Linked DNA regions of Homo sapiens: regions 1 and 2 are each linked to region 3. The links are chromatin loops, found by intact Hi-C in ENCODE. Cell type or tissue: heart right ventricle. All regions are shown on one strand.

Region 1 (8,000 bases), 280 kb before region 3:
GGAGTTTTCTTGGCTACTAGAGCTCCCTGGGTGTTATGGGTTGAATTACATCCCCCCAAAATTTCCATCATAATTAGGATGTTATGTTGACATCCTAACTCTCCGAACCTTAGAATGTAATCATATTTGGAAATACAGTTGTTGCAGATGTAATTAAGGTGAGGTCATACCATAGCAGGGTGGCCCCTAATCCAAAATGACTGGCATCCTTCTAAAAAGGAGAAATTTGGACAGAGAGACACACACAGGGAGGGATAACATGTGAAGAAGAAGGTGGAGGTTGGGACGATGCTTCTACAAGCCAGGAAATGCCAAAGATTGCCAGCAAACTACTGGAAGCTAGGAGAGGGCCATGGAACGGATTCTTTCCCACAGCCCCCAGAAGGAACAACCTATGCCGACACCTTGATTTGGACTTCAGGGTTGTGATACAGTTCTGTTGTTTTAGCTACCTAGCTTGTGGTACTTGTTACTGCAGCTTTAGGAAGCGAATACACTGGGCTTATAAAATGAGCAAATTCATCAGCAAAGGGGGATTTTCTACATCTGTGGACTCCTTTTACCCTTTCTTTTGCTTTGTGTGCTATCACAGCTCTTACTCAGCTATTGCCCCTACCACAGTACCTCATCTTTCCTTTCCTTTTAGAGAAATTGTATAAAAACTATGGTATCCAGAAAGGATAACTATTTGATAGATTAATCTGGCTTCGACAGGCAATGATTTACTAAATGACTGTTGAATATGCTTAGAATGTCCAACTCTGGCAAATTTGAGAAATTTCAGGTTGCATGGATATATTTTCTATAATCCTAGAAGTAAAGGCCAACATTGTCTAAAAAATGGTGGACATTTTAGCATAGTCGATAAAGACTATTAACCAGAATGGAGGACACTTTATGTTATGAGTAGATGAATGTGTTTTATTCTATGAATAATGAGAGCTAAAAATAACTGCAAGAAAGGAGTGGCATGATCAGTTAAGAACTTTATTTAAAAATAATTACACATTTACAGGAAGATGTAAGGAAATGCACAAGGAGGTGTCATGCACTCTTTACCCAACCTTTCTTAATGTGAACATGTTGCATAACTGTAGTATGTAAAAAACAGGAAATTAACTTTGATATAATCCATAGGGCTTATTTAGATCTGGCAGGTAAATATATGCACTCATTTATATCATGTGTATGTGTGTGTGCAGCTTCGTGCAATTCTCTTTTTCTTTTTTATATAATTTTTTTGTAGAGATAGGGTCTTGCTATGTTGCCCAGGCTGGTCTTGAACTCCTGGCCTCAAGCCATCCTCCTAACATGACCTCTCAAAGTGCTGGGATTACAGGCGTGAGCCACTGTGCCTGGACTCCATGCAATTTTCTTATATGTGTAGTATCATATAACCACTATCATAATCAGGTTATGTAACTCTTTCGTCACCACAAGACTCGCTTGTGTTACCCTCTTATAGCTACACCCATTTCCTGCCCCATCCTTAACCCCTGTCAACCACTAATGGTTCTTTACCTCTATAATTAGGTCATTTCAAAAATGTTACATAAATGGAATCATGCAGTATATATTCTTTGACAGTGGCATTTTCCACTTAGCATAACTTCCTTGAGGCTCATCCAGGTTGTTGTGTGGATCAAGAGTTCATTCCTTTTTATTGCTGAGTTGTATTTCATGGCACGGATGCTCTACAGTTTAACCAGTCACATATTGAAGGGCATTTGGGTAGTTTTTGGCTATTACAAATAAAGTTATGACATCCATGTGCAAATTTCTTTGTGAAAATGCATTTTCATTACTCTGGGACGTATGCTCAAGAGTTCAATTGCTGGGTTGTATGGTAAGTCTATTTTTAGTTTTAAAAGAAAATGCCAAACTATTTTCCAGAGTGGTTCTACCATTTTACATTCTCACCTGTGATTCGGTTTCTCTACATCCTCTCCTGAACTTGATGTTACCAATTTTTTCTTAATTTTAGTCATTCTGATAGGTGTAGTTATATCTCATGGTAGTCTTAATTTGCATTTTTCTGATGGCAAATGGTGTTAAACACCTTTTCATGTGCTTCTTTGCCATCTGTGTATCTTCTTCTCTGCAATGCCTGTGAATGTCCTTTGGCCGTTTTTAGGTTGGATTGTTTGTTTTTATAATTGTAAGCATTGAGAGTTATTTATATATTCTAGATACAAGCCCTCTGTCAGATGTGTGATTTGTGAATACTTTCTCCCAGTCTATGGTTTATCTTTTCATTCTCTTAACAGGGTCTTTTGCAGGGCAGAAGTTTTAAATTTTGATGAAGTCCAATTTAGCATACAGAATTTTGCTGTCAAGGATATGATCCGTTTTACATTTTTGCATGTGAAGGATGAAAAAGAGATCATTGAATATGGGGAAAAGTAGATAGTTGCAATACTATTTCAGCAGTCCATTTGGAAAGGGCTGAAGTGTCAGTATAGCTGGAGACAAAGGTAGTAGACCTGAGAGAACTTCGTGATCAATATCATACAGGAAGCATTGGGGTGTCAGGTGACATTTGGGGTTTGGATTTACACAATTGTGTGAATAGTCTTCCCATTAACTGGGGCCATTATATGAGAGAAGAGCATGTTTGGAAGTTGGGGCCAGGGTGGCCAAGACTTGAGATTAGACACAATGAGCTTCCGGTGCTTATGGGACATTCAGGGAGAAAATATTTAGTGTGCAGCTAGAGAGGTGGGTCTAGACCTCGGGTGAGTGTTCAGAACTGAGGATGCAGACCTGGGCATCATTGGCCCTCAGGTGTGCTTGAAGTCACGGAAGTAAACGAGACCTCCTGGGGATGAGGTATATATGTTTCAATTCTGCATGAGAAAGCAGAAGACAGGAGGTCGATGCAGTGAATGATGTAGACAATCTGAAAACTAGACAAAGGTTAAGAAATTCCATGTTACCTTCCCTTACTAAGAAACTGGAGATTTGGGCAAGTGAGAATCTTTCAGTGAATCATTCAGTGTCTTCCTTTGGAAAGTAGAATCAGGGAATGATTTAAATTTATTTATTATTGAGTTGTTGAACCTTATATATATGAGAGTCAAGTCACCAGATCGATCCCTGACTTTTACCTCCAGTATTCTGTAACCCATCTTTTTATTCCAAACTTACCCCAGAGGAATGGAGTTCATCATCATCTTTAGTTTGGAATGAGAGAAAATCATTTCAGTCTGCTGCATCTACATAATGCCTCATGAAGCGAATACAAGATAATGAAAAAGAAAAGTTAAAAACCGTAATAGCTAATGGAAATAGGTATTTGAAGATAGGAGCCTTTGAGTAACATGTAATATCTAAGCCTTTAATTTTTAAAATGCTCAAGCACAGTGATTTATTTTCATGCTGTGAGTGAATGAAAGTTAAAGACTGAAATTCTTTTAAAATGAAGGCTGCTTCCTGTGCTCTCGTCAAATAATGGCGCTATGTGCTCAAGCTGGAAGCCCTCCCCGCCCTTAGATACGCTCGCTGTGCTTGTAGGAAAAGAAAATATGTAGGGAGGAATGGACCCCACTGTATTTAAAAGGGATTTGGGGAGGTTTTGTTCTTAGAGTCATGGCCAAAAAGCCTTGAAGGTCCTGACAATGACAACTGGATTCACCGGTGCAGCAGATTTTCCCAGCCACCAGCTCATAGACTCCTCCTCGCTCCCCTCCCTCTCTGTTTTCCTCACACAGAGTTCCCTTGCACATGGATTCCCACTAGCCGTTTGCTGTCAGGCTAAAAAGAGTGTTTGGCTAGAAATAAAAATTTCTCTTGAGTATGACACCTTCCAAGGAGGAAAGGAGATGCTAAAATGTGGGCAATCTCTCAGGGTCTCCAGGTGGACAGGAGCTGGGGAAGCGGAGATGTGGGCTATGCCAGCAGGTGGCAGTGTGAGCACGCAGCAAGACAAACAGAGACCGTTCCCCCCTTCCCCGCGCCGACCCCCCATTCCTGGGGACCAGGACCTGCCGCTGGTTCTGCACATCTTCAAGGTAGATTTCCAGCGTCCTACCTCCCACATTTCAAGTCCTGGTCGAATGCCGTAAAAGCTTTTCCACTGGATAATTTATAGGAACATCCCTTTTCTCTCTTCTTGCCAGTGGCTTATTTTGAAAGGCTGAGTTCTTTGAATAAATGAGCAACCTACACAATATGAAGGGAAATAAAACGCTTTATAGCCGTTTGATGGCAAGTGTTTGTCTGCCTTAAGCACGCCAGTGGCAGAAAGATAAAATAAGGACAAGGTCGTGGTTTTGATCTCTGCTGAGCCCAATTAGCTTTGTTCTATAGTGTGCCCGAGGGCCTCACCTTAAATAAGTTTAACCACCTGGAAATGCTTGTTTTGCATATGGGGGTCAATGCTGAAGTACTGCTCACTCAATACCTAGAAATTCACTAGGGTTAAAAAAAGATTAGCTTCAGAGTCATGCAGACTTGAGTCCAAATCCCTGCTCTATCACTCACTAGCTGGGCAGCCTCGGGTAAGTTACTCTCTTGGAATCTTTCTTCCCATCCCTGTAGGTTCTGTGTGAAGGTGATAGACAATGTACATGAAATGCCAGGCACACAGCAAGTACTCAACCAAAGGTAGCTAGAAATAATCTAACATCCATTTACTGTTCCCATGACAATTCACCTGGATTCTTTGTACACCAAGGAGAATCTGGTTTTGTCCTTATGTTCCTTTGAAAGTACATTTAACTCTTTGCTTCAGTGGATCATCTAGTTTAGAACCTTATTCCTTATCTCCATGCTGGTCTCAGGCTGCAGAGAAGGGAGAGAGACAGAGGAGTGTTTGGGATAGAAAGAACAGCTTAAGTATACATTGTTCTCAAATCACTGCTTTTCATAGCCAAATAGAGATGACTTTTGAATGATCAGCTGTTCCCCTTGTCTGCCTCAGAACAATGGGAGATAGATAGGTGAAATGACTTTTCCAAGAGAAGATCCCCAAGAGTCCCTTCCCTTCATCATTCACACACATGGTTATTTAGATGGCACCCCCACCTTGTGATTGATTCCATGCTGCCCCATGAAGACCTGCACGGTGCCTCTCAAAGACCTGCACGCTGCCTCGTGAAGACCTGCACGGTGCCTCGTGAAGACCTGCACGCTGCCCCGTGAAGACCTGCAAGCTGCCCCGTGAAGATCTGCACGGTGCCCCGTGAAGACCTGGACGCCGCCCCGTGAAGACCTGCACGCCGCCCCGTGAAGACCTGCACGGTGCCCCGTGAAGACCTGCACGCTGCCTCGTGAAGACCTGCACGGTACCCCGTGAAGACCTGCACGCTGCCCCGTGAAGACCTGCACGCTGCCTCGTGAAGACCTGCACGGTGCCCCGTGAAGACCTGCACGCTGCCCCGTGAAGACCTGCACGGTGCCCCGTGAAGACCTGCACGCCGCCCCGTGAAGACCTGCACGCCGCCTCCTGAAGACCTGCACGGTGCCTCATGAAGACCTGCATGGTGCCTGATCTCCGTGGGTGGTTCCACCATCCTCCAAGTTTACAAGCCAGGTCCTGAGGAGCCACGCTTGACATCTCATTTCTCTCTGTGTTTTGCCCAAATATTGTCAGTTTTTTCTCCAAAACGTCTCTCAAATCTGTCTCATATTTTATTATTATCTGTATCAGCACTCTTTTGTCTGTGTTAACTGAATTTCTTCTGGATTTTTACAGGGACCTTCCATTTGGTATACCTGCATTCACTCTATCCCTTCCTTATTATCTTTTCCACTCTGAAATTAGAGTGAAGTTTTAGCCACGATGCTATCTGAAGGCAGGGCTGTTAATGTTTTTCTCTGTAAGTTTAGGAGCACTTTACCTTTACTAGCTATTTCTTATGCTGGACATGAGTTGGGGGAATAGGTCTTGCTATGCTGGCAACACACAGAAGAATCACTCTAGTGTCAAAAAGCTCACATTCAGCTGGGTGCGGTGGCTGACGCCTGTAATCCCAGCACTTTGGGAGGCCAAGGCAGGTGGATCACAAGGTCAGGAGTTCAAGACCAGCCGGGCCAACATGGTGAAACCCCATCTCTACTAAAAATACAAAAATTAGCCAAGTGTAGGGTGGGTGCCTGTAATCACAGCTACTTGGGAGGCCAAAGCAGGAGAATTGCTTGAACCCAGGAGGTGGAGGTTGCAGTGAGCCAAGATCACACCACTGCACTCCAGCCTTGGTGACAGAGCAAGACTCCATCTTGGCGGGGGGGTGTTGGGAAAAAGCTCACATTCCTGGAGAGATTTGGCCATATAAATAAAATGCTACAAAACAGTGTATCATATTGCTGGGTACAGAAGGAGGCCAGCAGGCCTAGCTGACTTGTAGGTAGAGGGAAAAGAGGCCTTCAGGAGGTCTGCATGGAAGCTTCTCCTTCATGGATATTTGTGAAGGGATCTGGGCTCCCTGCTTGGAGCAAAGGCCCTGTCATGGAATTTACAGTCTAGAGAGAAAGAAGGTCATTAAGTAAAAAACGTACAAATACCTAAACACATAAAGAATAATTACAGATTGTGATTAATACTGTGAAGGGAAAGAACAGGTTACATAAGCAAGAATAAAAGGGCCATGATTTTGTTTGGGGAATTGGATAAGGGTCCCCAGAGGAGGTAGCCTTGAGCCAAGCCAGGAGACTGACCAGGGGGTGTTCTGCAGAGGATCGGAGTGGAAGACGGCATTTCCCTACAGCAGGGGCTGGTGCCCATGAAGTGAGAAAGAGCTCAGGGTTCAAGTTGCTGCAGGCCGGTCAGTGTGGCTGGAGCACAGGGAGCAAGTCGGGAGGATGTGAAGGGTCAGATCAGGCAGGTGTTGGAGGCCTTGGTCGAGGGTTGGTTTTGATTCAAGTGTGATGGCAGGAGAGCCCCTGAAGGTTTTAAGAAAGAGAGTGCCAATGATGGGCTTTGTGTGTGCAAAGCAGCCTTGCTGCAGTCTAGAGAATAGACAGGAGAGGGCAGTTGGGGATTCAGTTAGGATCCGAGTGGGGTGTGAAGGTTGTTGGGGTGTGGCTCCTCAGAGGGATTTGCACAAGTGATCATGGTTGGATTGGAAAGTCCAGGCCAAGGGAACAGAATGTCCAAAACCAAGAGGCAAGAGAAAAGACGATGTGGTAGGGGGACTGGCTTTGAAAGGGGCAGAGGTTTACAGGAGAGTGCTGGTCAGTGAGCCAGAGGGGGTTGCAGGGGACATGTGTTGGTGCGCACAGTCTTTGCCTAGGAGATGGGATCTTTCTCGAGGGGCAGAGCTACTAAGTGTTTGAAATAGAGCTTATGAAATCAGCTCTGCTTTGTAGAAAGAGCTCTCTTGGAATCCTCTAAGGCACAGAGGGAGAAGAGACTGGAGTTCTGTGGTTATTGAAATAGTCCAGGGACATGAAAAATGGTGTTTTGTTTTCCTAATAGTTGTCAACCATGATAGCTATCATTTATCAAATTCCTATCACGTGCTGCTGCTGTACCAAACATGTGACCTCCGTCACTTCTAATCTTCCTCCCTGGATTTTCCATCACAGTTCCTCAAAGCAGGGATTGGAACTGGTATGAGTGAGCACAGGGGGAGCAGAATGCTTCTGGCAGCCACTCCTCCTTGCAGCCATGGAGCCTCCCAGCACCTGCAAAGTTGTGTTTTGTTGCTATTTTTCAATAAAGAAACTAAAATTCTTTGATGAAGTAGCTTTTCCAAAGGTGACAGAGCTGAACACATTGCAAAAGTGGGATTCGAACTGTCATATCTCTCATTCCCAAATTCAAGCCTTTTCCATTATATCAAATAGTTCCTTCTGTCTCTAGTAAAACCCATGGTGGTGAAATACAGTGATTTATATGATATTTGACTGCCCCATGAGAATGTGAGCTTATTGAAGAAAATGACCGTGTATAATTCATTGCCACCCTGTGCCCCAGTGCCAAGCCCTGTAAGTGTGAGTTTGTTGACTAAAAGAAACTATCAAATGGGATGGCAGTCCTCCTATTAAGAATCTGAAGT
Region 2 (8,000 bases), 360 kb before region 3:
CTGCTCATTCCAAGTCCTTTCTCTGGGATCTGGAATCAGGACACCTCTGTGGAGCCACCTTTTCTCCCTAGATGGAACTTCCCTGGGAGATGCCCCACCAGCTTCTCTTCTAGGCTGAAAGAACCCACTTCCCACTTCTGTTCCCTCCCTCTTCCATCTGTTTCCCTGGAAATGCTCATACCAGTGCTTCCTTAGGAGAGATGACACAGGGAAAGTGAGGGAAAGGGCTACTCCAGCCCATCTCTTGCTGTTCCTTGGGTCTGATCTCTATTTCCATAAGCTTCTTTCCATTTTGTATTTTTCTTTTAAATATATATTTTAAATTCTTGGGCAGGGAACAAATTAGGAATGCTATGCATAGATGAGAGGGAGAACATCTCTTAAACAGATACCTTGGGATCCCTTGAGTAAGTGGCTCAATGGCTTTACTTTGAGAAATGTATGGTTCACTGGGTGGAGAAGATCCCACTAAGCATGGTGCTGAAGAGGTTGGGCTCTGGAGTCTGCCTGGATGGGCTGATTCTTATCTCTACTGCTTAGTGTGTGACATTGGGTGAGTTGCCTACGTCTCTCGCTGTGCCTCAGATTCTTCACCTGTAAAATCAGGGCTAAGAATAATAGTACTCATGTCATAGGGTTGTTGGGAGGATTACAGGCTTATTATGCAAAACGCTTAGTACAGTGTGCCTAGCATGGGTTAAGCATTCAGTACCTTCTTAGACATATTCATCATTATAATAAGAACTTTTTCCCCCCCAGAAGGATACACAAGCAGTTGCTAACAAAGTAACCTTTGGGAAGAAATAGAATAGGGAGGGAGATTTTTCCTTTTGATTTTGTACTTAATTGTACTGTTTCAACTTTTTAACCATCTACTTTTAAGATTTCAAATAACTAAACATTTCTCCCCTCTGGTAATTAAGGGAAAAAAACCTTAATTAAGAGCAGGAGAGAGAATTCTTGTCTAGAAATGATGCTTCAGTACATCAGTGCCATTTCATACTTAAGATTTAGTTTTGAAGAACCCATTTTAAATAATAGAAAACTAACCTCTGAAACAATTACATAATCCCTTCTTCTAAGACTTTTTGATTTGATTGACTTCAATGCAGGGTGGCACCATGGCCTGTTTCTGGGTGGAGGAAAAAATTGTATTGTTTTAAACCTGGTAAGAGAGGATGAGATTTGCCTTTGTTTAGAAAATTTTGCTATTAACTTCTTCAGGTATGAGAGGGTGTTCCTGCTCACCCTGCCTCCTTGCCCCTGCTGGCATAGTGGAGATAAGAATTATTTCTCTTTAAAAGGAGCTGGCAGCCATTTTAGATTCCCATGGGCAGTTCAGAAGTGAGGGGTAAGGAGCTGAGAGATGGGAAGGGTAAGAAAGTTGAGCAGGGTGAGGTTCTTGTTGGAAAGGGTAAGGAGGTCTTTAGAACAAAGGGGTCTCAGATTTGATTTTAAATGATCTGCTGGGCAGTAATATCCCTTCACCATCATTGTTCCAGGTAAGTACTCTCATGTAAGGATTTTGGGGAAAATGAAGGAAAGATACGAGGGGAGGATTGACTTAAGTAAGATAATTATTCAGGGGAAGGAGGAAATCAAATCTAGAAGTGTCAAGGGAATAATGCAACCTCTGAGAGGTACCAGTGATACTGAGTTTCCTCTGTGTGCGGGGGTGGGAGACTGTACCCATTTCCATTTAAATACTGTTGTAGAGACTTCTAATTGTCCCCCTTCCCCAATATCTATTCTTGGTTTTAATAGAACCCGCCCCCCGCCCAATTCCTCCAGTTTGCCATAACTATGCTGCTGGGGACTGCATTTGCCTTGCAGCTGGATGTATCGTTTTGACCATGCATCTTGCCAAGGAAGAGTGAACAGAATGAGCAACATGTGCAGTTTCCCTTTTACTTCCTTGAAAGGAAATGATTTGTCTTTCATTTCTTCTTTTCTACCTTTCCATGATCTAGAACATGGAAATGGCGGTAAGTTCATTTTGACTACTTGGGTAACGACAGTACTTAGAAGGCTTGTTAAAGCACAGATGGCTGGGCCCCCAGAATTTCTGATTCAGTAAGTCTGAGGTAGAATCCCAGAAATGTGCATATTTAACTAGTTCTTGAGTGATGCTGGTCCTGCTGGTTCAGGGAGCTCAGGAGATGGCAGAACAACAAAGCAGAAAGAGCCTGAGTCCCTGGATGCTCCTGTCGAGCTGAGCTACCTAACCTCTTGTGTCACCTCCAGACTGTTGCCATGAGGGTGGAGTAAATGTCTATTTATTTTGAGCCATGGTATTTGTGTGTCTCTCTGCTTTGGAGCTGAACCTGTCTCTTAATGCACATATTACAGGTAAGGGTTATACAGCAAGGCTGGAGGACGTGGGGAGTCACATGTGGCTGGCTTTTAGGTTCAACATGGGTGAATTTATTTGGAAAAACAATAAAACAAAGGCAATTGCTTGTTTAATAATGACTTCTTTTTTGGGTTATCACAGGTAGGCAGTAGACTGAAAACATTCTTTCCACATCTGCACCAGTGCTTGTTTTCTTGCCTTGGGAAAAATCTAAAAACTTGCATGTTCTTGTGTTCTCATTTGTTAAGTGGTGTGTGTGACTTTAGTGTTGTTGTCCAGAGAGGGGTACTTTGGGTATCGTCTTAGAAATTCTTGTAAATTTAAACATTTCCTGAATGTTTCCTAGATACCACATACTATGTACTCTATATGCATTATATCATTAATTCTCTCAACAGCCCTGTGAAGAAATGTTACTATTATTTCTATTTTGCAAATGAAGAAACTGAGATTTGGAGGAAACAAGCAGGTCAAGAATCCATTCCAGGCCTGCCCATGGCCTGAACTACTTGGCAATATTCTCTCCTCCTGGCAAATGACCCATTTGCACGATCATTTTCAGACTCAGTGCATTGGGCCTAACATTTTTTAACAATAGGGTTTGGCTATTCTGTTTTGCATTGTTATGAAGGAATACCTGAGACTGGGTAGTTTATAAAGAAAACAGGTTTATTTGGCTCATGGTTCTTCAGACTGTACAAGCATGACACCAGCATCTGCTTGGGTTCTGGTGAGGCCTCAGGAAGCTTTTAGTCATGGTGGAGGGGAAGGAGAGCTGGAGTGTGACATGGCAAGAGAGGGAGCAAGAGATAGAGGAAGAGGTGCCAAGCTCTTTTTAACAATTAGATCTCACATGAACTCATAGAGTGAGAACTCACTTATTACTGTGGGGAGGGCACCAAGCCATTCATGAGGGATCTGCCCTCATGACCTAAGCCTAAATGCCTAAACCTCATGACCTAAATGCCCGTCTCCATCATTGGGGATCATATTTCAACATGAGATTTGGAGGGGACAGGCATCCATGCTGTATCAGTGTGTGTTTTCAAATGCAAATATTATTTTTTCCCCTGAGCCGTCAGCCTGACATTGCACAATCTAGCCTGCGGTATTTAGGCTCTAGAACCTGCTGTGGGAACTGTTAGTTGGAAATAAGCAAAGGGCATGGAGTTTAAAGGGGGAAAAATGGCTTTGGGTTGCCTGGATTTAAGGCTATGAGAATTTACTACCCTATGAGAACATTGGATTCCATTACAGTGTTGGGTTTAGTTAGTAATCACCTGTCTATGGGGGAAACAATGAGGAAGCCCATCTGGCAGGTTTTAAGCAGCAGCTGTGGTAATTTTCCAAGTTGCCTGCCTCAGGAGCAATGTTAACCCCAACAAAGGCCAGCGTGAGAGGAAACATTAATCCTCAAAAAAACAAATCCATATATCTCTACAAAAACCCCTCTTGGTTCTTGGTTTCCAGGGGCTTCTGAGAATCAGTTTTCTCCAGGGGCTTCTGAGAATCAGTTTTCTCTTCAGACTCCTGTTGTTTTCTTCAAGATTTACATGTTCTGTTTCCCATTCCCTCACCTCATCTACTTCTATCATAAGAGAACAAATTTTGAATTAATGCACAGTTAATTCATTAATCCTATTTTTACTTGGATGGGATTATTAGGATGAAGTAATGCCAATAGCAGAGAGTATATTTTGAGTTCTGCACAGGCCCTGGGAACGGCCTTGTTTTTAAATGAATTCAAAGCTGTGTGAGCCACTGTTCCTAAATGTGCTGGTTTGTCATTTTAAATAAACTGGAGGTCCATAGCACCCTGATTTTGGCTTAAGTCTATTACATATATTTCAAGGCTTTAGGTTGGGGGATCATAAAATTTTTTCATAAAGGGCCAGATAGTAAATATGTTTGGTTTGTGGACTATATGGTTTCCACTACAACTTCTTTTTTTTTTTTTCTTTTTTTCTTTTTTGCGATGGAGTTTCACTCTTGTTGCCCAGGCTGGAGTGCAATGGCACGATCTCGGCTCACTGCAATCTCCACCTCCTGGGTTCAAGCAATTCTCCTGCCTCAGCTTCCCAAGTAGGTGAGATTACAAGCATGCACCACCATGCCTGGCTAATTTTGTATTTTTAGTAGAGATGAGGTTTCTCCATGTGGGTCAGGCTAATCTTGAACTACTGACCTCAGGTGATCCACCCACCTTGCCCTCCCAAAGTGCTGGGATTACAGGCATGAGCCACCGTGCCCAGCCCATTGCAAATTCTTAACTTTGCTGTCGTAATAGGAAAGCGGTCATAGACAATAGTAAATGAGCATGGCTGTGCGCCAATAAAAGTTTATTTGCAAAACAGGTAGTGGCTGAATTTGGGCTGTGGGCTACAATTTGCATACTCTTTTTTAGAAACACATATAACAATTTATTCAAGTTAAAATTTACGAGGGCCTAAAGCTGCTGGGAAAAACTGGGGGAGGAAGAAGTAGCTGATGCCATGATTTATAGAACCAACATGCAAAGCTATCTTGACATTCTGGCCTCTGCTCAAGACTCCAAGATTAAATACAGTAGGGATAAATAGATGATTATCTTTGGTTCAAAATATGGCCTGTGAGTACACAGAGTGGGGGTTAACTTGCTGGGAGGGAATTTGCATGATAAAAATCTGAGCTCTTACTTTGTCTTAAAGCTTAAGAGTCTGAGAGGCTTTGCCTGCTAAAGAGATAGCCCATCTTGGGCTGCATTGCAGGTCTAATGGTTGTAGCTCAGAGATGTAATAACCCTGCTGGGTTCTTTCCTGGGTTAGATAACAGCTGGAGTGTGGCGTGCAATGCAGATACCTCATTTAGAGAGTCCATTGACAAATTCAAATTTATCTAAAAGAAGGAGACCACAATGGTTAGGGGCCAGGATACCACAATTTATGAGAAATAGTGAACGGAACTCGGTACGTTTAGCTAGGGAAGAGAGGCCCAAAATAAGAAGTCATCATTATCATCATGTGTCTGGATTTTTGTCATGAAAGGGAATAGAACCCCTGTGTGGACCAAGGCCATGGGCCCTTGCACACAGCAGCTGCATAATTAGTACTTGACTGAACAGTGTGCAGAGAGATTACAAGGAGAGAGAGTTAGGCTTGGGGTAAGGACAAACTTTCTCGTTGAGAGCTGTCCATTAATGGAATGGCTGTGCTCATTATTTATCACTGGGATAGTGCTGGGCATCAAAGAGGCAGTGAGTTGCGATAACAGTTCCCTTAGTGTAGTAGAGAAACCGCATTTTTGATGTGATAACAAAATGGTTTTTAAACGAAGATAAAAAGAGTGAGACCAGAAGGGTTATTTTTATTGTTGGTTAAATCCAATAAAAATATTCTCTATAGTATACAATGTCTTCGGCTGGGCAGGTGTTCAAGTATCAACGGGGATAATAAACACAATTTTCAACAAATTGCTTGTATCATTCAATAGAGAAGAGGGGGATAACGCAAGTGCTTGTAAGTTTGTCAGGTAGTCAGTACCACCTGGATCCTTTCACCAAGGTCTTTGAAGGATGGAGAATGATTGAGAAATGTATCAGAGAATGATTTTTAACTTTATTAGGAGCTCTACAAGGAAAGTGAAGTTCTTCTTTGTTAAAGAACAAATTGTCTCTCTATTCTCCAGACTTGTTATCCTTTGGGTCAAGTCATGAGCATTTGCTGTGTGCCTGGAATAGGTCTAAGAGTTAAATATATATCGGTTCATTTATTCCTCTACAGCAGTGATTTTAAACTATGGATGATTTCTGCCCCCAGGGGGCATCTAGCAATATCCGGAGACTTTTTAAATTGTCATAAGTGAGGTGGGGGAATACTACAGGAATTTACTGGGTGGAGGCTAGGGATGTTGTTAAACATCCTAAGATGCACAGGGCAGCCCTCCACGACAAAGGATTATCTGGCCCCAAAAGTTGATAATGCTGAGGTTGTGAAACCCTGCTATATAGAATAGTAGGAAGTATTGTTATACCCATTTTACAGATGGGTAAACTGAGAAGTTAAATAATGGACCAAAGGTCCTCCATAGCCAGAAAATTGGATACGCATTTTACTGTCTTGCGCTTTATTTAGTGATGTAAATAACTAATACATCCTAGGAAGTACTGTGTGTGATGGTTATATCCACCTCTTGGAACTAGCACAAAAATGGATTGCATTTTTATTTTTGAATTTATACTTAATACATACTAAAATACCTAGCAAGCAATCCAGCTCTCTCTAGATAAGTTTGTTAATGGAGTCAAATCAAGGTGTGGTGACGTTCTGGAGGCCTGGGAAAAAGAGTCCATGGGCTCACTGTGCCTCTTTCCTAATTTAATTTCTTTCAGCTGATCTGTTTGCTTGCCTTTTTGACCATTTTCTTGCTAACTGCACTGTTGTATCAGGGAAAGAAAATCAAGTAAATCAGTCCGATTTTCTAGCGCCTGCTCTCAGACTGGTGGAGAGGACCGAAAAATTTCTTAGGAGAATAGTCTATAGTTAGCACTAAAAAAATCAGATTGTTCTCTACCTTAGCTGGAAAAGGTAATTTGGTGAGTGTCGACTTCAGGGTTGAGTACTCTTTCCCAAGTATTTATTCTGTAAGTCATGAAATAATCACCTTGAACCTACATCTTTGCCTAACACTTGGGAAGTTTCTGCAGAGCCTTTGGTGGTCATAAAATGAGATGAGTCTTTATGGTGCAGGGTGAGGCTATCTGGATGTGTGGCCTGGTAGGAGAGGCCCCTTGCAAAATTTCCTCTCTGCCCCCGTTCCCTACCCCATCTGCTAAGATTTAAACTCAACCTCAGACAGAAAGATGAGCTCTGAAGTCTCATTTATTACTGAGGTTCAATGTTACTAAAATAACCACAAAGAAATGAGATGCCTTCTTCAGATTGCTAAAGAAGTAAGTGAATTGATCTGTGACTTAGAGGTATCTCCTCCAGTTAATCATTGCTGACTCATTGTTGCCTGCAATCCCTATGAATTACAATGAAACTAGAAAGAGAAATGATATATGCAACATGATGGGAAGTGGAAATAGGCTGCATATTTCTACATGGGATGGCTGAAATGGGAGCCCTAAGTTTTTAAGATGCAGCACCTGCACATGGAAGGCGGGGAATGACAAATGTGTCTGAATCATTTGGTTAGCAAAGCTGGCCTTGCTTGGCTGATGGCCGTTTGATGGATTCTGCCCTTTCCCATCTGCTTCACCAGTTCATTGCCAGTAGAGAAACACGCTTAGCTTAGAACCATGTTCCTATCTCACATGATTTTTTTTAAAATTATACTTTAAGTTCTAGGGTACATGTGCACAACATGCAGGTTTGTTACATATGTATATATGTGCCATGTTGGTGTGCTGCACCCGTTAACTCGTCGTTTACATTAGGTATATCTCCTAAGGCTATCCCTCCCCTCCCCCCACCCCAGTGTGTGATGTTCCTCACCCTGTGTCCAAGTGTTCTCATTGTTCAATTCCCACCTATGAATGGGAATATCGCATGCTGTTTTGATAAACCACAAGAACCTTTGAATCAGCTGAAGGTGACTGGAGAAGGTGTCTCTTCATTCTATCCTGCATCAGTGTCCCTTGGTAGGCTGGTTCCACCGTAATAAGACT
Region 3 (8,000 bases):
TGAAGAAAAGAATGCAATCAAAATCTAATTCTCACAATATCACTTGGATGTCTAAAAATACTGAGTTAAAGAGATAGTAGAATTTGATTATATAAAAAAATTTGTACACCAAAGTGTTAATTTCCTTAATAGAGAACTACTATAAATATTTAAGAAAAAATGGGCAAATGGTATGTTCAGATAATTTATAGCAAAGAAAATATAAATAATGTCAAATATTTAAAATGATGCCAGTTTTCTCTTAATAAGATAAATATAATCAAAATTATCATGTGATCACATTTAAAAATTATTGGGGTAGCAAAGACCAGAATGCTTGATTACAAACTATGTTGGCAATGGTCTGGGAAAACAAACACTTCTCATTGTTTCTGGGAAGGTAAATCGGTAAACTCAGTACTGAGAGCAATTGTACGTTGTCTCTCATAAATAGAAATGCACTTTTTGAATCCTTCAAGTCCACTTCTACATTAGAACCTTAATGTATATAATAAACAGTATAGATATGCCAGCATATGCATAAAGTAATTTATGTATAAGAATAATTTTTGTAGCAAGAGATCAGTTAAATAAATTGTTGCAACAGCACAAAATGAAAAGCTAAGCAGCTTTATGTGTACCAGTAAGAAAACATCTCCAGGATATTTCTTAAAGTTAAAAATGAAAACAAAACCAAAAAGGATAGAATGGCATGTAAGATAGTTTACTGTTCGAATTGGAAGTTAAGACTACCATCTGGCCAATCTGGGCTCCTCATGCCTCTGAATCAACAGGAAAAGAAGAGTTACTGTGCTGGGTAGGTTGATTGATCTGAATACCAAGGGGAAATTTGACTACTGCTCCACAACACTGGTAAGAAAGAGTAGGTCTGGAATACAGAAGACACCTTAAGATGTCTCTTAGTTTTACCATGTCCTGTGATTAAGGTCAATGGGAAACTACAACAATGCAATCCAGTAATGACTATGAATGACCAAAATCCTTCAGAAATGAAAGTTTGGATCACTCCACGATATAAAGAAGCATGACCAACTGAGGTGCTTGCTGAAGACAAAAGGAATACAGAATGGGTGATGGAAGAAGGGAGTTATAAATACCAGTTACAACCACATGATCATTTACAGAAATGAGGATTTTAATTCCCATGAGTATTTACTCTTTATTTTGCTAGGAATATATCAGTATATATATGCATATATATGCACATATTTATTTATAGAGATGTACTCCTTTCTTTTATTTCCTTATTATGTTACATTATTGACTCTCTTTGGTCTCCAGCTTTCTGATTGCATATCTTGGGATTTGTCATAATGAAGCAAACGAATTCCTTATAATAAATCTGTTTCTAATATATATATCCTATTGGTCTATATGTTGGTATGTATATATAACAATAGGATACACACACACACACACACACACACACACACACACACACCCCACATCTTCTGTTGGCTCTGTTTTGCTGGAGAACCCTAATACACTTTGGAAAAGTACCAAAGTAACAGAGGTAACACCTACCTCTCAGTGGTTCAGCTTACTCTCTAAAAAATAAGGGAATTAAACTGGAACAACTACATGTTTCCTTTTAACTGTAGCCTTCTGTGTCATACAGTTATTTCCCTATAGATGGTCTCTCAGTTTCTCTCCTGAGCTTAGGTTCTATTTTTCACTCTGCTTATTTTTTATTTTTCCTAAAGTTACAGTATGCTCAGTATGTCCCAAATTGACCATGCCTGTTAAGAAAGCCATTTCCTCTCTTCTGTTATTTTCTAAGGCACCAGGTTTTCGTTTTTTAGGAATGACCAAATTTGAGATTGTCTCTTCTCTCTGAGAAAGGTAGTACTCTGATTATTTGTGATGGCAATCAAACAAATACTGCATAAGACTAAAGAAAGAAGCATATCACAGGGTTTTGCACTCTCTCATTTCTCTATGAAGTACAATACCAAGTAACACAGAACTGCTACAGACCCAGAATTCTTCAGTTATCTGAACAGTTCTGGGTTCTAGAGCTGACTTCCACGTCTAGGCAATGCGGTTTATAACCATAGGGTTGCTGCAGCCTTCCAGGCAGGTCTTTGTAGAGACTACTCATTTGCATCTCTGCTAAGGAGAAGAAAACCTTTCCAGCCCTTTTTATTGTTTTATATATATATATATAAAAATAGTGAACACATATTGGTACCAAATAGCAATTTTATCTTATCTTGGTATATTTGGCTTATGAATAGTTGATAAGGCTTTATCTTACTGTTGGTTACTTGTTTCCCATGAGAAGAAAAAGATTGTTTTATGATGCTTTAAGAGGGCTCATTCCTTTGTGAAGGATTTCCAGAGATTCTCCTATAACATGTTCCCAGTCTTCAGATTTGTCTCTTGTTCAACCATCTTACCAATTCTGATGCCAAATCCATCATAGAAATGATGTACCTTTGGAAATGAATCCATCCTATGGATTCCCTGCATCCCCACTGCTGCCTTTATATGCAGGACTCTCAGCACATTCTACCAGGATTCTGCAGCAAATGCTCAGAACATCCTCTAGTTCTGATTTTCCCACTACACATCCATGCTTCACACTCATTATTCCAATGAATTTCCTCTAAGTCTTGCTTTTATTTTCTGTCACACCTTTGGTGATAAATCCTGCCGTGATTCTAATGAGAGCTCAACGTCATTCAACTTTCAAGGAATGTTTATAATCAATTCTACTTTCCATACCTGTCAATATCTCATGACTCCACCTAGTCAACCACCAAGCTTCACTAATTATACTCCCCAAATATATCTTCTCTCAATACAATTTACTCCATGCAGAAAAGACATTATTTAGATAGATATATTCATAGAAAGATAAATGTATAAATAAAAATATATAACTTTATCAATATGCATATTTAATTTCATAAGTTAAAATTATTTGTATTCAGATGGACAATGGTTTGAAATCTGTTTATGCCTCCAACTAAGCTGAACAAACATGGACACATTATTTAATCTTTCTGAGCCTCAAATATTTAATCCTGCTGAATTATTTTGAAGATTAAATGATATAAAATACTTAAATTGTCTATGGTCTGGCATATAGTACTTAATAAATTAAAGCATATTTCTTGATTTTAGATTTGATTTATTTTCTCTATTTCCAAGCTGTAGTAGTCTGGGTCCAATTGGGAGACAGAAACCAGACAGCAGGTTATATAAGGGAAGTTAATGTAAAGAATTATTAACTGTGATAAAAGAGAAACTATATAAGGAAACTATATAGTAGCCTAGGGCTGAGGAAGAGTGCCTAAGGGAGGACAAACTCAGAAGGGGCGTGTTTCAGACCTTGTTGGGGAAGGTATAGTTTAGCCCAATGGATAGCAGAGGTGTTTACTGGTTAGGCCAGGCCTGAGCAGGTCTAGAGTTCCTGGGCAAGCAGGGTAGGTTAGGTAGGTTAGCACGTGGTGGCATGGTTTTGCAGTGAGAGTCTGGTGCCAGCCATGGTAGAAGGCCTGTAGCACATGCAGCCTGGCATGAGAGTGGGGTTTTGAAACAGTGCTTGGTGTTTGATGCTCCAGGTCAGAAGCAGATGTTGGAAATCCACTCAGAGAGTCCAGGTGTTGGTGTGGCAGGAGGCCATCAGAGCAACACCTACATGTGTGGAGGGTTCTGGTTTCCATGTCTAGAGGACTGAAGAAAGGTTATTGATACGTCTAGGATGCAACGAGGTCTCAATGGAATCATGTTCTAAGCTGGTGGCTGGGGCACATTCCACTGGATGTCTGCACACCCATACAGCTAATCTCTTCCTCCTGCAATGTCTCTCCAGCGCCCTCTACTGAGAAATCTTAACATTGTGCTCATTAAAGTGAAAAGTTTTAAAGGAATCCTTGATTTGGTACAGAGCATATAGTGAAGGGTGAATTCAGAAATAAGAAGCAATAAATTGATAAGTGGCACACAGTCTATAATACCAATTAGCTTGTCTGATTAAGATAAAATTTTCTCCTGTTGTATTTCGTGTGAAGAAGTTATAACCTTCTTTTATAAGGAATGGGGTTCCCAGCTGATTAACCAGGAATAAGCAATTTTTGCTTCACTTTGTAATAATTGAGTCATGTGACAATCGCTGAGTCAGCATTTGAATATAGACCCAAGTCTTATTCATGGGAGCATACTTTAAATGTATTTAGCATCATTTTATGTATTGGTTTATTCCAGAGCAGAAAGAAATTGTATTTGCAGGATTTGACATCAAAAATGCATTTGAATCATTTAGATAGTCTTTTTGTGGGTGGTAAAAATTTTAAAACTCTTGTTTATTGATGTTTTGTCTCTTTCTTAATCTCTCCTAACAAATCTATTGTTCTTCCCTTGTCAATAAGCAAGCATGCTCCCATGGCAGGCTGAAACATTTCAGGACTTTCCCATGACCTCATATTTCTATTCCTTTGAGGCACATGGTCTTATTTCTTTTTAAGCTTTAGCGAGAACATCCGGTCCTTTCTTCTCAGATCTATTCTGATTTTTTTACTTTGTATATCTGATCAAGATGTTTTATAAATTTGAACATGTCCACTGCTCATTAAAACAGGTCATCCCAATCAGTATAAAATGTGATTTTTAGTCTTTTCTTTTTAAAAGTGTAAGAAATGCTTATTCCTTAGGAACTTATTTAATAGGAGATATGAATACCTTTTTGTTTTTTACTGAACTCATTTTAACGTGCCTTTGAGTTCATGTGCAAATTTGATTTCGTTAGCCTTGTAGGTGCAAGACTTCCTACTCTCTCACTGTGGAGGAGACACTAGGTTGCTGTGAAGTGAAAGAATGGGCTTGAATCCTGGAGCTACACTAGGCTAATAGTGCTATTTTCTGTAAACTGAGGGACAGTTTATGTATGTGAAAATACTTTGCACAATTGTAACAATTAAATTGTAAAAATATACAGGAATACTGCATAATTATTTTGAGGGTGGTAGTGATGATTCTGAGGGCTAGGATATTTACGGATACAGTGGGGAAGCCCCCTCTTGTTCAACATTTTCTAGAGAATGTCCATGTTAAACTTATACTTTCTGCTTCCTAGGAAGAATATCTCAGACTTTCTCTTAGCTCTTCTCCCCTTGGCTTTTCTGTGCTATGTCATTCATGGCATTTTTGTGGGATCTACCTAAAACAGAAAATACTATTTTAGAACAGCTGGTTTCTGGGTCAACTTTGGAGACTCAATTTCAGTAATTTTCCAATTTAATAAAACAGTTGGAATATGTTTATATTGATTTTAAAATGACAAAGCAAATGAGAAAAGGTATAATTTAATAGATCCAAGAACTATTGATGAGGAAAATTACTAGTAGCTAGTTCCAACTGCCATCGATTGACACTGAAATGAAGAAAAGAGATGTACACGTATTTGTGAACACCCCATTTTCATGTCAACCAAAGGATTATCAACTTTTCATCTTCAAAATAGATTTCATAGTATACTTTTCATGTGTAACTATATATAAGGTTAATGGCTCTATCTTTTGTGAACCACAACCTATTTGTCCAGCTCCTGCTTTGAGCTTGATGTTTTAATCTTCACAAATATTTGAGGAAGATATAATTATGTCCATAATTATAGCAAAGTGCTAGGTGCAGGCTAGCACTTTGTGTACAGTGGCATAATTACAAAAATCACATCCAGATCTGTCTTTAACCATGCTTCTTTTACCCTGCTATCTTTAAATATAAAAAGCAGTGATTACAATTGTAAAATAACAGGAGTAGAAATAATATGTTGTATTCAGTGGGAAGGAATTGCCCTTTGTTAAGGCAATAATTATAGGACAGTAATTCTCTAACTGAAATAATATACAGATTTTAAGAAAAAACTTATGAAATTCCAATGTTAATTTAAATTTTTTATAACATTATAAAAGCACAAAGATAAAACTAGGTATGTTTCTTATGTTTATGGTTTTTATGCCACTTAAAACCAAATTAATTAATACTTATAAATTAAGTATTAACAGCATTACAAACCAATAACATCTAGTTTAGAAACACTAGCTAGGCCTGGCGCAGTGGCTCACGCCTGTAATCCCAGTACTGCGGGAGGCAGCGCATCATGAGGTCAGGAGATCGAGACCATCCTGGCCAACATGGTGAAACCCCCTGTCTACTAAAAATACAAAAAAAGCAACTGGGCATGGTGGCGCACATCTGTAGTCCCAGCTACTTGGGAGGCTGAGGCAGGAGAATCACTTGGACCCTGGAGGCGGAGGTCGCAGTGAGCTGAGATCGCGCCACTGCACTCCAGCCTGTCAAAACAGCGAGACTCCGTCTCAAAACAAAAACAAAAACATACTAGATAATGTGCTAGATTTATTTTGTGAAAATAAAGTTGCTCTCTGCAATGAGAATATGATATTGACTTCTAACGGTTCTGTTCTTTTATATTCAGGGTACTTACATGTTTTGGGTTGACTCAGTTGTCTTGCCTCTTTGTGTTATTTGAAGTTTTGTGAGACTTTTATTGTGTATACTCCTTTAGTCTGTTTCGTGCTGCTATAGCAGAGTATCCAAGACTGGGTAATTTATAATGAATAGGAATGTATTGTCACCCAGTTCTGGAGGCTGGAAAGTTCAATATCAAGGTTCTGGCATCTTAGGAGGGCATTCTTGCTGCATCAACACATGGCAGGTGAAAGGGAAAGAGAGAGGGAGAGAGAGAGAAAAGATAGAGATCTATTATTTAGTTCCTAATTTGGAGCATTTGGTTCTATTATTTTATCCCACCACAATACACTCATTTATTCCATTGTTTTCAATATTTTTACTTATAGTATTTGTTCATATTAGGTTTTAGTGATTTATTACATAACAAAGGATAATAGCAGTTTTATTCAGTCCTGAGCCAAGTAATGTACTATGCTAATATTTATATCTTTTTATTGTGGTTGTTTTTTTTTTTTTTTGAGATGGAATCTCGCTCTGTTGCCCAGGCTGGAGTGCAGTGGCACGATCTCGGCTCACTGCAAGCTCCGCCTCCAGGGTTCATGCCATTCTCCTGCCTCAGCCTCCCGAGTAGCTGGGACTACAAGCGCCAGCCATCACGCCAGGCTAATTTTTTGTATTTTTAGTAGAGACGGGGTTTCACCATGTTAGTCAGGATGGTCTCTATCTGCTGACCTTGCGATTCACCTGCCTCGGCCTCCCAAAGTGCTGGGATTACAGGCGTGAGCCACCGCGCCCGGCCTAATCTTTGTATCTTAAATAATTTTCTGTTTTTCCTGGATTTAATACTGTCTTTTTATACTTGATTTCATCTTCCTTTATTTGCTTATCAGTAATTCTTCCCAGTCTCTCCAACAGAATATTATTTTTTAAATGGCCATGTAAATAATCAATTAGTTCAATTTTTTGTGAAAACATTCCTTCTGGAGCACCCCATCTTCCCACGTCAATCTGGTCTGCTTGCCTGCTAGCCTCTGCACATTGATCCTACATGTTTTTTTTGTTTTTTTTTTGCCTCTGTCTCCTGAGCTGATGAAGCACATCCTTCAGTAGCTTTCTGAGAAAGGACACATAGAACTTTACTGATCTGAAAATACTTTTATCCTAATCTTAAACCAGTTGATGGTTGCCTGGATTTAATTCTCAATTGAACAGAATGTTTTTTTCTGAATTTGAAATCATTTTTACAGACTTCTATTGTTTAGGTTTTCTGTTGAGATGTCTTTACAGCTTTATAAATAATCTGCCTTAACTCCTTACCTCAGTCCTCCATCTTTCCAATCTTTTATGTGCAGTTTTAAAAATTCTTTGTCATTTTCTGAAATGTTCTAATATCCTCTTTTCAATAGAACATATTCTTATTAAACACAATGTCTTAACGTTATTCTCCCTTAGCATATTAACAGCATCTGTGTTGAAATTTTATTTTGGTTTTTGTGCTATTTTTGTTGGTTTAAATATCTTCAATGTTGAAAACTTCTTAAGTGTCTAATGCCCTTGGTGGT

The links. Peaks named below come from ENCODE experiments on the same cell type or tissue, not always from the same donor. Only the 100,000 strongest peaks of a DNase experiment are listed, where the experiment ranks them.
Region 1: a loop joins it to region 3, with 8 times the contacts of the local background. A loop is called at or near these places in 51 of 110 quality-filtered maps.
Region 2: it touches region 3 in a loop (2.9-fold over the local background); 35 of 110 quality-filtered maps call a loop at or near these places.

What each region holds. Positions count from the first base shown.
Region 1 is chr2:41,694,895-41,702,894 of GRCh38, reverse strand. No RefSeq gene overlaps it. Among named protein-coding and RNA genes, the nearest start is that of LINC01913, 180 kb to the left of the region's middle. In heart right ventricle, CTCF peaks have their summits at 3,658 and 3,880 (motif pointing right); a DNase peak (open chromatin) is centred at 3,914; H3K4me3 peaks cover 531 bases.
Region 2 is chr2:41,771,261-41,779,260 of GRCh38, reverse strand. No RefSeq gene overlaps it. Among named protein-coding and RNA genes, the nearest start is that of LINC01913, 100 kb to the left of the region's middle. In heart right ventricle, no CTCF peak of the experiment used is centred here; no DNase peak of the experiment used is centred here.
Region 3 is chr2:41,410,442-41,418,441 of GRCh38, reverse strand. It overlaps LOC105374506 (a long non-coding RNA gene), which reads left to right. Exons shown (of 4, transcript XR_939997.3): 4 at 1-5,913. Among named protein-coding and RNA genes, the nearest start is that of LINC01913, 460 kb to the left of the region's middle. In heart right ventricle, a CTCF peak has its summit at 3,827 (motif pointing left); no DNase peak of the experiment used is centred here; H3K27ac peaks cover 1,274 bases.